Linked DNA regions of Homo sapiens: region 1 is linked to region 2. A link is a loop called in an ENCODE intact Hi-C map of the cell type or tissue named here. Cell type or tissue: ascending aorta. All regions are shown on one strand.

What was found. A loop is a pair of places that touch in the nucleus more often than their neighbours do. Peaks named below come from ENCODE experiments on the same cell type or tissue, not always from the same donor. Only the 100,000 strongest peaks of a DNase experiment are listed, where the experiment ranks them.
Region 1: a loop joins it to region 2, with 4 times the contacts of the local background. A loop is called at or near these places in 69 of 110 quality-filtered maps.

What each region holds. Positions count from the first base shown.
Region 1 is chr18:63,338,459-63,346,458 of GRCh38, forward strand. KDSR (3-ketodihydrosphingosine reductase) reads right to left here. Exons shown (of 10, transcript NM_002035.4): 7 at 5,952-6,035; 8 at 342-425. Among named protein-coding and RNA genes, the nearest start is that of BCL2, 23 kb to the left of the region's middle. In ascending aorta, CTCF peaks have their summits at 1,647 (motif pointing left) and 3,947 (motif pointing right); no DNase peak of the experiment used is centred here.
Region 2 is chr18:63,434,926-63,442,925 of GRCh38, forward strand. No RefSeq gene overlaps it. Among named protein-coding and RNA genes, the nearest start is that of VPS4B, 16 kb to the left of the region's middle. In ascending aorta, a CTCF peak has its summit at 4,522 (motif pointing left); DNase peaks (open chromatin) are centred at 3,486, 4,536 and 5,551; H3K27ac peaks cover 1,524 bases.

The sequences.
Region 1 (8,000 bases), 96 kb before region 2:
GGAGAGAAAGCAGCCAGGTGTATATGGGACATAGTATATATCGTTTACACTCATAGGAAAGTCTCATTTTCTTTTTAAAGAACCGGTGTTTCCAGACATCCTTCTAGTAAACCTGTTCCTCAGATTAAGGTATACAATCAGTTTTCAGGAGGCTACTCACTAATATGGAGTCAATAAAGCGTCTAAAAGAAGAAAAGTTGAGTCCAATATTAGATATGACAAATCTGACAGACTAAAAAATTCTAATAATTGATGTTTTGAAGTAAGTCCTTGGACAAATATCTTTTCAGAAATATAGTACTACAAACACAAATAGTACAGAAAACAAGGATTTTACTTACTATGGCATCTTTAACAATTTGTTTGGCCACCTGTTCTGGTTTGCACACAGATGTGGTCTCTGAAATAAGTCGAGTCTCCAAAGGCTAAAAGTGGAAAAACATGTACATAACAATATCATGATTGCCCATTACATTAAAAATAAATTATTCTTACAGCCTCCTGATTTACAAATAATTCCAATTTTCTACCTTTGGGCAGATTCCTATTTCTAGAATAAGGTCCATCTGGATTCTAAATCAGTGTCTACCTAGTTACTACGTAAAATTCTACCCAGTAGCTAACACAAGACAAGGAGGCCTTTGCCATTCTCTTAGAACATACGGAGTCTTGGCTCCACTGAGGACCATCAAAGCTAGAGTGAGAACACATCACTGGATACAAGTTCAGAAAGACCCCCTTTGACTCCTCAGTGCTGGCCGGACACCTGAATGATGGTGCTTTTCTGTAGAGGCTAGACCTGTGTCCAGAGCAAGCCTGCTCCCAAGACCAGCAACTCCATTCTGACCATATTCCCAGGTCAGCAGAGGGCTGATCCCTGGGGATGAACCTGGCGCCCAAGGCAGGGACAGTCGCAACCCAGCCCCCATTCAACAACTGCAGATGCTTCTTAAAGGACTTGCTGAGGAGGCAAATGCACAGGACACTGAAACAGAAGGAGCCACTTAGGAGATAACCCTGAGTGGTCCCTAGATGGGCTGCATGCTAGTTACCAGGCTGGAGCTGCAGACCCCAAATCTTAGCCTTTTCTTCCTCAAAAGGTCCATCTCAACTCTTACCTAACTCAAAAAGCCTTCCCTAAATACCTAACTGGCAGTAACCTCTCTCTTTCTTCTGTGAACATTTCTGTTTTAATACACATTATAGCTACTTGTGCATTTGCATTTTACCTCCTAAGTTTCTTGTGGGCAGGGCCTTTTTTGTAAGAAATTATTTATCTTTGGCTTTTCTTTGCGATGTCTTGCATATGTGTGCTCAAAAATTATTTCAGTTAGTTTCAATTAGAAGTGTCAAATAATTTCAAGTAGAAGTGTCAAACAAAAGCCTTAAACTGCATGAGACTGTAAACTTTACCACGTAAGCTTGAAGGAATTAAAGAAAATAAAAACCAGATTATATTTTCTTAAAATAGGAAAGTAAAGTATTTCATAAAGATCAAGTATTTCTTATGAACCTTTCTTAAGAGAAAGGCTGTTTTGAAGGAGCCACGATTCATTCTTCCAGACCCCCAGGCTGGCATAACCACACTAAATACACATAAGATTCTAAAGTACTATGGCGCCCCCTAAAGGGCCCACACATCAATGTAGAATTGTATTTACCCCCAACAAGTCTGCCCAAAATTTTACTGAAAAAACCCCAACTTAATCAACATCAGAATCAAACCTTAACAGGGAAATCACCACCCTTTGTCAGCTCTGGCTTCAAACTAAAAGACTGCATACCGAATGTTGCAAAGCTGCTTAGAAGATCTCTGCTTATTCTAAGACAGGACATTTGGCTTAAATTTACTTCTTTGAAATAGCAGTAATTTTTAAAAAGGCAGAGCCAAAGAGAAAAGAATAGGGGGAAAAAACCTAAATCACAAACATCTTTCTACAAATATACAGTCTAGGGAGTTTAAGTGCCAATTTTTATGCTGCAGAGATTCACATTTACAAAGTATTCGTATAAAAGAGAAAAAAATATATAAAACTAAAATTGGCCACAGTTCAAGGTGGTAAGTTCTGATTAATTCCTTTCTTCCCGCTTCACCTATTCATTTGCTCAAAAAAGCAACTACTATGTGTCAAGGCAAAGGGAATATTCCATTGAAAAAGTGTGAAGCTTATATTCAGCTCAGGATGACTGGCAGTCATTTTATATAAAAGATATGTCTGTTTTAAGTGCTATGAGAAGCTTCTGTTATAAGCTGTGATAAGTGCAATGGAGACTCAAATCATCAGACCCCAAGTCATCTCCTCTACGATGGCAAAAGATTAGCAATTTACTAACCAGATTCTTAATTCTCACCACTAAGAGTAGTTATAAGGCACTTTGTAGAAACAGAAAAATTAAGCAAAAGTTGGCACGTAGGTGGTGAGCTCCCCAGCCCTCCTGCCCTGCTTGCCTCCCACAACACAGACAGCAAGTCTTACTCTCCCAAAGGCAGAAGAAGACATGATTCCTCAGTAGGGAAACTGATCAAACCATGAGAAAAGTGAGCAGATGCTGGCATATGAGAATCTTCTAATGAAGTGGCTGCATCCCCTCCTGATCATCCTATAGTAAACAGCTGAGAAGCTAGAGATTTACAATTGGCATTTTAGTGCATCACTCTTAAATATGGACAATCAAGGATCAACAGACATTTCAGGAAGCCGGAAAAAACAACAACAGAGAAAAAGAAAGTAGGAGGAAATAAATAATACAAGATATAGAAGAAATTTTCAAACAAAACAACAGCAACAAAAAAACAAGGCTAAACATCCAGAGTGAATATCCTTAGACATAAGAGAAAATATGAAATCCATGAAATAAGGCAAGAAGCTATTTTTAAAAACTGTTTTAAATATTCAGAGAAAAGAGATCTAAAGTAATTTTTATGTAACCCAGTAGAAATAAAGATTTCAACAAAAAGGTTTAAGGATAAAGCGAATAAAAACCTAGAAGGGAGAACAAAAGGCCCAAGAGATTAAAAAAAAAAAGAGAGAGAAAATAGAAGGAAATTAGAGGATCAGTCCAGAAAGTTCAAAAATCTGAATAATAAATGCTCCAGAGAGAATGAACACTTGAAATACTTTGGGAAGAAAGAAGTGATAAAAGGAGTAATATAATAAAATGTCCCAGAACAAAAGTTGATAAAATAAAAGGGCTCATATGAAATGAGAAGATTTCATGCCAAAATCCATTAAATAAGGATAAAAAGGGACACAAGGTTTCCAAAAATAAATGGAAAAACAGGTTCTATACAAAAGGTTGGGAATCAAAATAGCACTGGATTCCACAGAAATTCTGGAAGCTGGAAATCAATAAATGCTCACAGAAATCTGAGGAAACATTATTTCCAAACTAGAAATCTGTACTTAACAAAACAATACATAAGAATAAAGAAAAATGGCCAGGCACAGTGGCTTATGCCTGTAATCCCAGCACTTTGGGAGGCCAGAGTGGGCCAGGAGTTGGAGACCAGCCTGGCCAACATGGTGAAACCCCGTCTCTACTAAAAAAAAATACAAAAAATCAGCCGGGCTTGGTGGCACGCACCTGTAATCCCAGCTACTCAGGAGGCTGAGGCACGAGAATCTCTTGAACCCAGGAGGCAGAGGTTGCAGTGAGCCAACATTGCACCACTGCACTCCAGCATGGGTGACAGAGCAAGACTCTATCACAAAAAAAAAAAAAAAAAAGGTTAAAATAAAAATAAAGGCATTTTCAGACATGTTGTTTCTAAAACAATATTACCTCTGATGTGCCCTTTCTCAGAAAATTGGTGGAAAATATTATAGCTCCACCAAAATGAGCAGATAAACCAAAAAAGTGAGAGTCATGGGCTCCGTCAAAGGGAGGGGAGAAGGGAACGTGCAGTGTGAGGTGAAGACAAGTCCTGACACCACCGCTGGGTGGCAGAACTAGAACAGACCAGGAACGGGGACGACCCCAGGAGAAATGTCTGAGGAAAAAAGAATGAATCTAATAGAATGTCCAATGTGCTCACATGGATCAAAAGGAGAATCTCAGTTCTGTTTGAATCTGGGACTGAATTAGTTATAGATAATTACAAAGCTAAGCAAATGAAAAGGCAAGAAAGGAAATGTCACTATAGAATGGTCCAAGTGTGCATAATATTAATATGAGCACTAAACCTGATTTAACTAAAGAGATGGGAGGAGTACACAGGGAATGGGGAACAGATATGAGTCTTAATGTTTTTGTTTTGAAACAAGTCTTACTCTATTGCCCAGGCTGGAGTGCAGTGGCGCAATCTTGGCTCACTGCAGCCTCGACGTCCTAGGCTCAAACTATCTGATATGGTTCGGATCTGTGTCCCCATGCAAATCTCAGGTCCAACTACAATCCCCAATGTTGGAGGAGGGACCTGGTGGGAGGTCACTGGATCATGGGGGTGGATTTCCCTCTTGCTATTCTCGTGATACTGAGTGAGTTCTCACGAGATCTGGTTGTTTAAAAGTGTGTGGCACCTCCCCTCTCTCTCTTCCTCCTGCTCCGACCACGTAAGACGTACCTGCTTTCCCTTTACCTAAGACTGTAAGTTTCCTGAGGCCTCCCCAGAAGCAGCAGACTGTACAGCCTGTGGAACTGTGAGCAAATTAAACCTCTTTTACGTGTAAATTACCCAATCTCAGGCATTTATTTATAGTAATGCAAGAACGGACTAATACACTATCCTTCCACCTTAGCCTCCTGAGTAGCTGGAACAATTCTAATTTTGCTTATTTTTTTGTAGGGAAAGGGTCTTGCTATGTTGCCTAGGCTGGTCTCGAACTCCTGGGCTCAATCAATCCTCCTGCCATGGCCTCCCAAAGTACTGGGATTACAGGTGTGAGACACCATGGCTGGCCTTAAATTTTTATTTTTTTATTTTTAATTTTAATTTTTTTTTTTTTTAGATATTGGTTCTCGCTCTGTCACCCAGGTCGAAATGCAGTACTACAATCATGGCTCACTGCAGCCTCAACCTCCCTGGCTCAAATGATCCTCCCACCTCAGCCTCCTGAGTAGCTGGAACTACAAGCATGTGCCACCATGCCTGGCTAATTTTTAAATTTTTTGTAGAGACAGGGTTTTGTTATGTTGCCCAGGCTGGTCTTGAACTCCTGGCCTCAAGTGATCTTCTTGCCTAGGCCTCCCAAAGTGCTGGGATTACAGGCATGAGCCACACTGTGCCTGGCCTGGTCTTAAATTTTATCTTCCACGGTAGAAAGTCAATAAATAATTTCTAAATCTTAAAAAAAAAAAAAGCAGTATAAACATGTTAGTTAAAATAAATGGCTACCTCTAGGGAGTAGGAATTGGGAATGGGAGAGATGAGGCAAAGGATTGATATTGGACTCTAAAACTGTGTGACATACTTCTTTGATAAAAATGTGCTGGAAATGGCTGGGTACAATGGCTCATGCCTATAATCTCAGCACCTGGGAGGCTGAGGAGGGAGGATCACTTGAGGCCAGGAGTTTGACACCAGCCTGGGCGACATAGTGAGACTCCATCTCTACAAAAAAATTAAAAATTAGCTAGGTGTGGTGGCACATGCCTGTAGGCCCAGCTACTCAGGTGGCTGAGGCAGGAGGATTGCTTGAGCCTGAGAGTTTGAGGATGCAGTTAGCCACGATTGTACCACTGCACTCCAGCCTGGATGGCAGAGTGAGGCCCTGTCTCTATAGAGAAAAAATCTGGTAGAAATTTAAACTTTAAGAAAATAAAGTGAGGGAAAAGAGGAAGGAAAGAAGGAATATTTGCCTGGAGAATCTCAAGGTCATCAGAAACCAGCTAGGCACTCTACCCAACAAACATTGTTGATTGGTGAAAACGAGTGTGAGCTGAAGAGTAGAAAGAAAATCAGAAAAGCAGTAAACATTAGAGGTTCAAATTGGGACATGTAGGATACTGACCTTTGTTCTGTTTTCTTCGGCAAAGCCAGGTGTGTCTGTGTCTGGTGGGTAAGCAACTGTGATGTAGACATTATATGGCTTCACCTGCATTTCAAAACAACACGTGTACCTTCAGTAAACAAGACACACTGAGGTCCTACACTGCCAACCTGCACTGGCTGCCCTGATTCCCAAAAAGCGGTGAGAACAATGGGGTGATTCTGTTAGGCGGGGAACTACACCAATTGCATTGAGAAACCCCTCTCCATGATGATTCCAGAATGTAGGCAAAAAGCTCACCCTAACCTGGACCCCAGAAAACAGCTGGCCCTAAAGTATGGCAAGTCACCTCCTTTGCAGTGTCTTCCACTCCTGCTGCCCAGACAGAGGCCCTGGGAGCCGTCCGACGAGGGCAGTGTTTTAAAAAGAGTCCAGTTCCCACACGCACTGCACAGCATCCAAGCCCTTTATCAAGGCAATGGGACCAGTCTGCCCCTCCTTTCTTCACCAGACTGTACATCTGTTTTTCCTTCAGACTGCTTCTGATACTCTTGTGTTGATTTCATCCACAAAATACATTGGGGTCATTAAAATCTGCTGCCCTATCCCTTTCTTGTGCCCTACTCCAAACCCAGTCCAGAACTGTCCCTGAGAAGTCTGCTTATTCCAGAGCTCCCTGTATAACCGGCCTCTGCACATTAGGAGGTCAAGAGTCACTTCCTCCTCCACTGAACCAACAAGAACCACTGGGTAGAACCTCCAAGTCAGACCAGCCAAGTACCTCCCCTGTGGACAACCTCAACCTGCATTCACATAGGGAAAGCCCTCTGCCTTATCTGAAACTCTATGTGGCTCCTCTAAATCTGACACTTGGAGCAGGTTGTTACACTTGTGTGCCTCACCACCATGCCTGCACACTTCACGCTTCACGACCCCACTCATACACACACCCCCAACAATTCCAGCAGATTCTTCTGCTGTTGGCCAGGACACCCCCTCCCACAGACTGCTCAGCCACAGCCCTGCTGCACATGCTTATCTTGCCCTGCTAATTAGCAACTCTAAGAGCAATGGTTCCTACCATGAAAATCTCTTTGCCATGATTTTTATTTGGTATTGGCTCACTTTTTTGTCCCTAGGAAACACCTAAGGGATCTGGAAGTGGAGAGGCAGCTGATAGATCAGCCACTGCACATCTTCAGAAGGGTACCCTAGGCTAAAAATCAACACCACTGCCTAATGTGACGGCCTTTAAGAGTAGCCCAGGGGCCGGGGGCAGTGGCTCACACCTGTAATCCCAACATTTTGGGAGGCCGAGGGGAGGGGGTGGATCACCTGAGGTCAGGAGTTCGAGACCAGTCTGGCTAACATGGTGAAACCCTGTCTTTAGTAAACATGCAAAAATTAGCTGGGTGTGGTGGCGGGTGCCTATAATCCCAACTACTTGGGAGGCTGAGGCAGGAGAATTGCTTGAGCCCAGGAGGCGGAAGTTGCAGTGAGTTGAGATCGTGCCACTGTACTCCAGCCTGGGTGACAAGAGGGAGACTCCATCCCAAAAAAAAAAACAACAAAAAAACAACAAAAAAATAAAAACAGTAGCCCAGAGTCTCATCTTATGCAGCCCTTTTTCGCCCTGGTTCCTTCAGTGAAGCACAGTTTTGAGGGCTTTAAGGGGAGCTTCAAGGGGAAGGAGAAGCACGCACAGGCCTGCAAGCAGAAGATCCAGGCCAGCCATCCTGGAAAGTGCAGTCGTGAAAGTGAGATGTCTTTGTGGGTTCCATTCCAGCACAATTAGGGTGTGGGACAGCCCATCCACCGGGCATTGCCAGGGCATGCAGCTTCACGGCCCAGCCATGCTCATAAATAGCTCTGGATCGGGGCCAGGTAGTAAGGCAGATGAGCCAGAAACTCGCTTCCACTTGTTTTTGAGATAGTGACTTATAAAAACCTTGTCTCCCCCAGCCTTGCCCTCTGCTGTGCATAGACCAGAGAAAAACACCACAAAAAATCCAACGAGTGGTCATTAGGCAGCCCACATAAAGACTGACATCGACTGCCCAGAAACTCACG
Region 2 (8,000 bases):
GAGTCCAGAAGTCCTAAGTTCTAAGCCTGCCTCTTCCACTCAACAGCTTTGGTGCCTTTCTCAGAGAGTAAAGGAAGGGGTTTGGATGAAAGGAGTCTGATGGAATCAGAAGACTTCAGTTCTATACTCAGCTATCCCACTGCCTTACCTTTTGACTTTGGGAAGGTCACTTAGCTTCTCTCTTTTGTCTTTAGTTTGCTTGTCAGTGAAGAGAAAAAGCTACATCACCTCTAAGTTATCTTGCTGCTTTAAATCAGTCCCTTGAAGCAGAAAATAATTATATCACTTGAAATTACTGTGGATGCTTAAAGTTGCACCTATGCTTTTATGCCTGCCTCTTGAGACTCCATGGTATAACAGAAAGTATTAGAGATTTTGAAGTGAGACTCAAGAACAGGCAATTACCTGGCTCATAGCAGACACTCAGTAACTGGTGGTGCTTTTTATTTTTACCTCTATGAACTACTTGATGCCAAGGTGTAGCATTATTCCTATGGGAAAATAAAGTAGACCGTATAACAGTCTCCTGTTTCTAGGGCATCACTGCGGCAGACACAGCATAATGCTATCTTATGTAATGTAGACTGTCAGGTATGAAATTGTAGGGAAACTTATTAATGGAGCCCAGTACTTTACAAAGGTATTGAATGTTACCTTTGTAAGGTCTCTCACTCAGATCTTGCAGTGAATTCTGACACTTAATGCCCAAGGCTTCTCCATGTAGTCGGGTCAGCTCTGATAGGCTCCAAGTTAGGGATATTCTACCGATTGAGTAAAGCTGCTCCTCTGCTTGGTGTTTTTCTCCATCCTTCTTTTCGGGCTCCTCTTTTTCACCAGCATCCCCAGCACATCACGCCCCCACTGCTCTGTGTTTCTGCATTTTTACCACATCGTGGATACTGTTGGATGCTTCCTTTTTCTTATTTTATTTTATTTTATTTTATTTTATTTTATTTTATTTTGAGACAGAGTCTTGCTCTGTCACCCAGGCTGGAGTTCATTGGTGCTATCTCAGTTCACTGCAAGCTCCGCCTCCCAGGTTCATGCCATTCTCCTGCCTCAGCCTCCGGAGTAGCTGGGACTACAGGTGCCCGCCATCACACCTGGCTAATTTTTGCATTTTTAGTAGAGATGGCGTTTCACCATGTTAGCCAGGCTGGTCTTGAACTCCTGACCTCAGGTGATCTGCCCACCTTGGTCTCCCAAAGTGCTGGGATTAAAGGTGTGAGCCACTGCGCCTGGCCAATGCTTCCTTTTTATTTTAGGAAAACAGAACAGCATGCGGGTTTCTGCCAACAGTGGCCACTGCCCTTCATCTCCTGTGCACCACCAGTGACCCTTATAACGTGCAAAGTTATAAACCCTTTCCATGTCATGCAGTGCTTGCTTTTGGAATCAACTTTAGATTAGTTCATTTATCCCATTTGGAGCACCTGTCATTTGCTATTCTCGGACCTGGGACTTCTTGTTGGCACTCAGAAATGAGCATTCATTCGTGGTGTTTCCAGCTTTCACAGTTTCACAGGGAACTCCCTGTGTAGGGCATGATCCCTATTTTCAAAGAGCTTACAATCTATTCACATATGGAGAAATAAGCAATACACAATCCTGTGTAATAACGGCGAGTAGTGTTACAAGCAGGAACTTCAGGAAGGAGAAGAGACTGTTTTGGGCTGGGCTGGGCTGGCTACTAAGAGGAATTCATTACTGAGCTGCCTCTCGGTAGTGGGAGAGGAGAAGCTGGGCTTTTCAAGAGCAGAAAGGCAGGGGCCAAGGTGGGTGGCAGGATGGGGCCAAGGTGGGTGGCAGGATGGTGCCAAGAATGTGGTCTGTGGAGATTCTTCCCTAGAGAAGTTTTAAAGAAAATTATTTTCCAATCAATTCATAAGCTCATCTCTGCTGTGGACATTCTTTTTACTCTAACCCAGAGAAGAAAAGCAGGTATCAGGTACTGGATGCCTGAGCCTGGCTAGACCACATAGCGACATTAAGTCCCGTTTCATCACCAGTTAATGTCAATATCATACGGTTAGTGTGACAGCTAAGATGCAGCATGTGACGATACTGAGAGGCCGCAGGTTCTTGATGAAGAAATATGTATATGACAAGTTGGGATTGGGATATATTTATCTCTGTAATTTATTTTTATTTATTTTATTCATTTATTTATTTATTTTTTGCAATGGAGTCTCGCTCTGTCTCCCAGGCTGGAGTGCAGTGGTGCGATCTTGTCTCCTGCAACCTCTGCCTCCCAGGTTCAAGCGATTCTTGTGCCTCAGCCTCCCAAGTAGCTGGGACTACAGGTGCACGCTGCCATGCCTGGCTAATTTTTTGTATTTTAGTAGAGACAGGGTTTCACTGTGTTGCCCAAGCTGGTCTCGAACTCCTGAGCTCAGGCAATCTGCCCGCCTCGGCCTCCCAAAGTGTTGGGATTACAGGCGTGAGCCACTGCGCCTGGCCTATCTCTGTAATTTATTAATCTTATGTAATTTTTTTTTTTAAAGAGACAGGATCTCGCTCAGTAACCCACGCTGGAGTGCAGCACTGCCATCATAGCTCACTGCAGCCTCAAATTCCTGGGCTCCAGCAATCTCACCTCAGCCTTTCAGGTAGCTGGGACCACAGGCATGTGCCATGATGCCTGGCTAATTATTTATTTTTTTGTAGCGATGAGAGTCTCACCATGTTGCCCAAGCTGGTCTTGGACTCCTGGCCTCCAGCAATCCTTCCACCTTGGCCTCCTAAGGTGCTAGGATTATATGCCTGAGCCACAGCCCCTGACCAATCTTATATAATTTTATATAAGCATTTATTTTCAAATTAATGCGCATACTTATGTGAATAAATCTAAACAAATAGGTTTCCTAGCTCTTTTTTTTCTGAAATATTTCTGTGATGGATTGAAAGAAATTTAAAAAATAATTTTAAAGAAATCTTATCAAATGTTTTAGCTCTGAAAACAGAAAATTGTGTCTGGATTGCTGCTGTAACAATGTAACACCAACAGAATGGCTTCAAACAACAGAAATGGAGCCTGGGGCATGGTGGTTCATGCCTGCAATTCCAGCACTTTGGGAGGTGAAGGCAGGAGGATTGCTTGAGCCTGGGAGTTTGAGACCCCCAGCCTCCACAGCATGGTGAAACTCTGTCTCTACAAAAAGTAGATTTTAAAAAAAGAAAATAAACTTGTCTGGCATGGTATATGCCTGTAGTCCTAGCTACTTGGAAGGCTGAGAAGGGGGGATAGCTTGAGCCTAGGGGTTTGAGGCTGCAGTGAGCCATGATTGCATCACTGCACTCCAGTCTGGGTGACAGAGCAAGACCCTGTCTTAAAAATAAAACCAACCAAACAAAAACCAACAGAAATATATCCTGTCACTGTCCTGGAATCTGGAAGTCTGAAAATCAGGGCAATGCTCCCTCTGAAGGCTCTAGTGAAGGATCCTGCCTGGCCTAATTCTAGTTTCCGGTGGTGGCTGGCAACCCTTGGTTCTCCTTGGCTTACAGACAAATCACTCCATCTCTGCCTCCATCGTCATCACATCATGTTCTCCCTCTGTGTCTGAGTCTCTGTGCCCAAATTTCCCTCTTTTTTTTTTTTTTTTTTTTTTTTTTTGAGACAGAATCTTACTCTGTCACCCAGGCTGGAGTGCAGAGGTGCGATCTTGGCTCACTGCAACCTTCACCTCCCTGGTTTAATTGATTCTCCTGCCTCAGCCTCCTGAGTGGCTGGGACTACAGGCATGCACCACCATGACCAGCTAATTTTTGTATTTTTAGTAGAGACGGGGTTTTCCCAAGTTGGCCAGGCTGGTCTTGAACTCCTGACATCAGGTGATCCACCCGCCTCAGCCTCCCAAAGTGCTGGGATTACAGGCATGAGCCACCAGCGCCAGCCAAAATTTCCCTCTTCTGACAAGGATACCAGTCAGCAATCAAGAACCCTGAGCAATGGCAACATGAACTGAAGCTAATTCATGATCCAAATATTACTAAATGGTTCCAAGGAGAAGCAGTATCTAGAGACAGTTAGCTTCAGATGAGTAACTGCCATGAAGAGCATTCTGACACAACGTGAAATATTGACTTCCAGGTCAACCTTTTGTTATAAATATTCTGTACAAATGACAGGATAAAGCTCCTTTATAAATAAAGTAATTACCTCAGAAAATTTAAGAATTTCACTCTTCTGTGTCTAGTGGTCTGACAAAGGAATTAAAATTATTTTAAAAATTGTGATTCAAAGGGTTTTAGAAAAAAATAAAAGCAGTTCAAATACTGTTGCTCCTTTTAATGGTTTTTTTTTTTTTTTGGTCATTGGATCAATCCCCAAATACCAGTTTCATCTGCAAATTTTAAAGAAATTCTCCCACTCTTGAATTAATTTTATTTTCTTAGTTCAGTCAATCTATCTCTTAATTAACTAACAATCCAGAATGTATTAAAGACAATCTGTATTCGTTAGTTTTCCAGTTTTTTGGTCTTAAGTGTGGTAAGAATGCCCTCTACTGGCAATGCCCCGAAAATACAGTTCTCTATCCGTGCAGCTGGAACAGGGGGATTCAACGGTAAGCAGCTTGCCTTTCCTTGTAGCCTTCCTTGAAAATTGCCAGAGGTAGTAGGCTCAGGGCTAGCAACACCGAAAGGCACAGATTAGGAAACCCACTGTGAAGTAAGCCTTGGCCCACAGCCCTCTGGGTTGAATTGAAAAACGCTTACTTCTCTACAGAGCAATGCTGTTCAATAGAAAAATAATGCAAGCTACAAGTGTGAGCCACATATATGATTTCAAATTTTCTAGTGGTCACATTAAGACAAGTGTAAAGAAACAAGTGAAAATAATTTTACAAATGTATTTTTATTAACCTAACATATTCAAAATATTGTAATTTCAACATGTAATCAATATAAAAAATTAATGAGACATTTTCAGTGTTTTTGTTGCACTGATCTTTGAAATCCGGTGTGTACTTTCCACTTGCAGCGCATCTCCATGTGGACTAGACACATGTCAAGTGTTTAGTAGCCCCATGGGGCTGGTGGTTGTTGTGCTGGACAGTACAGGACCGACTCCAGAAACAAAGACAAGACGTGAGGGATATGACTTTACCTGCTTCACAATTTATAATTCATAGCTCAGGGCAATACCTTACCATTTTCCTGAAATCCGTCTAGAAGAAGACCATTATACATTCATACATTCGCTTGCAAGAATCTAGAGGTCAATATTGTGTTTGTATCATTTTTGGCGCAACAACAATTATACAAAGTAGCAGCACCAGAACTCTGGAAGGTGGATTGACATTATGTATCCAGAGCTTACAAACATTCACAGCTTCCAGATCAGCAGTTATATTGATGGAGATTGTGGCAGTGAAATATGAGCACAGCTCTGGCTTTGGGGGCCAAGTTCCTGTTTGCTGGGTTGGGCTGTGTCTCTTTGCTGGGCTGGACTGCATTTCTGCTCCCAACTCTGGCAAGACTGGGCTCTCAGGATGGCTGTAACCCTCAGCAGCACATGTCCAGTCATCCCTGACAGGCCTGCTTTGGCCTGGGCCCAGGAACACTGACACTCCTTCGGACTGCTGGTCACACTTTTGGCTTGCTTTTCTTTCCCTTTCCCTTGGGGTCTGAGGTTGGGTGGGATGGGCTAGTTAAAAATTAGATGCATCCATAAAATTAAACTAGTAATCAACATGTATAATTTTACTAATAAGTGTATAATGAAACTAATTAAATGTATTATTGTTCATGAAGGTCTTTGTCCTCCAGGCTGTTTCGTTGGTTCTAATGAGAGGGAGCCGTGGGTTATGGTGAAAGGGCATGGCTTTTCTGGACCTTCTGCCCTGGAAGGGGTATCTACCCAGAGGAGATAGACAGAGATGCAGAGCAAGATCCATGGATAAATCTATTCAACCAGCCTTTTTTATATTAGGAACAAATAGAAACAAATATTCAACAGTAGGAAATTGCTTAAAAATATGACATTTCCATATGATGGAAATTATGTAGCTTTCAAATAAGGTTTCAATTAATGTTTTCCCTCTTTTGTTTTGTTTTGTTTTATCCATGACTCCATGACACCCGAGTTTTGTAGGGTTTATTATGAAAAGCATCAGCCCCTTTCCCTTTCACTTCTCCCCTCCCCAGATGTCTCACTACCTCTGAACTGGTCATTTTGAAATTTACTTCCAGTTCTCCAAATTAGCCACATGTATTTCTGTTTGTAGATTTTCGGCTTTAGTCATTATGTATTGGCTCTTAGTTCTGGAGGAGGCACTGAGCTTCTTCCCTTCCCATCCCCACCGTGAATGCTCACCTCTCCCGTTTCCTTGCCCTTCTCTCTCCTACGGCTTCAGCCTCCTCAGGCTGGGTGCTGCTTTTGCTTTTTTTTTTTTTTTTTTTTGAGACGGAGTCTTGTTCTGTCACCCAGGTTGGAGTGCAGTGGCATGATCTCGGCTCACTGCAACCTCCATCTCCCAGGTTCAAGTGATTCTCCTGCCTCAGCCTCCCAAGTAGCTGGGATTACAGGCATGCACCACCACGCCCAGCTAATTTTTGTATTTTTAGTAGAGACGGGGTTTTACCATGTTGGCCAGGATGATCTTGATCTCCTGACCTTTTGATCCACCTGCCTTGGCCTCCCAAACTGCTGGGATTACAAGTGTGCTGCTCTCTTTCTACCCACGCTTTGCCCTGACATTTGTCTCACATCAGATTGCGGTCATCCATTTCGTTGTTCATCTTCTTTGAGGACAGTCTATGCCTTTCCACTCTGTCTTGGGTGTCTGATGTATTCCAGACACTCAGTGTTTGAGGAAAACCAAACAAGGCATGTGGAAGCCCCTAGGCTGCTGCTTTAAGAAGGGCATGGAATGCTAGCAGCAAGTAAAGCCACCCCACCAGGAACTTACAAGGCAAGGGACTACCCTGCTGGTCTCCACCATCTCTCCAAACATGTTATAGCTTAACCAGCATTCCTCACCCTCCCAAGACTTCACTTTTATGTTGAGGCTTCTCTTTTCTCCCTGTCTTTATATTGGTCAACTTTCTCCCCAAGTCTGCCTATAATTGGGAAAGCAAAAAGTAAATCAAAATCAAGAACGTTTAAAATGAATAGTCTCATTGAACTATCCCAAGTGGAGCTGAATTTTCTCCTGAAATAAGATATAGAATGGTGAAGCTTTTAGATTGGGCCTTGAAGATCAGGAAAGACATCAACAGAAGAAGATAGGGCTTATTTTGCCAAAGGGTGGTCCCAGTAGTAATCCTTTGAGGCAGCGGAGTGGGGTGTGTTCCAAGGAAAGCCACCTGTTTATGTTAGTTATAAGTTAACTGTATTTGTAATAGAGATTAGGCCATAATATTGTTGCTGTTTAGATTTGATGCACTCTGGTCTTCCAGAGGAGCTTGTATATATCTGTGAAGTTTGTGAGTTGAATGTTCGTAAATAGAGAATCTGCTAGATTCTACTGCATACCAATTTTAGGACAGGCACCATTATTGATCCTGGAGATAGAAGCAATAAAAAAAGACATGGATCTTACAGTTCAGTAGGTGAGATAATCACAGATAATGAAATAGGTAATCATGTACAATAAATGCTATGATGAGAAGCTTCTGTGAGAGTGTTTAAAGGAAGAAGGAGGAGGAGGGGTGGTTAGGGAACGCTTCCCTTGAGGGAGGACTGGCCAAAACTCACCTTTCATTAGAGAAGATTGTAAGGGGATGTGGTGCCAGTGGGCCAAAGTCAAATTCCAAGTATTAAAGTGTATGGAGATGGGACAGGTATACAAAGAAATGTCTGAAAATACAGGTTAAATCATGCATGTAATGTTATACATTTTCAAAAATCAGATATACAAAAATGTAACTTTTTTGATAACTGAATTTAGTTCTCATAAAGGGAAAAATAGTCTGGCTACTTTTAAGTATATCCAGCTACATTCAGTAATTTGGGGGCATTACTGATTTAAAGCTTTGTCACAATTGGAACAAGC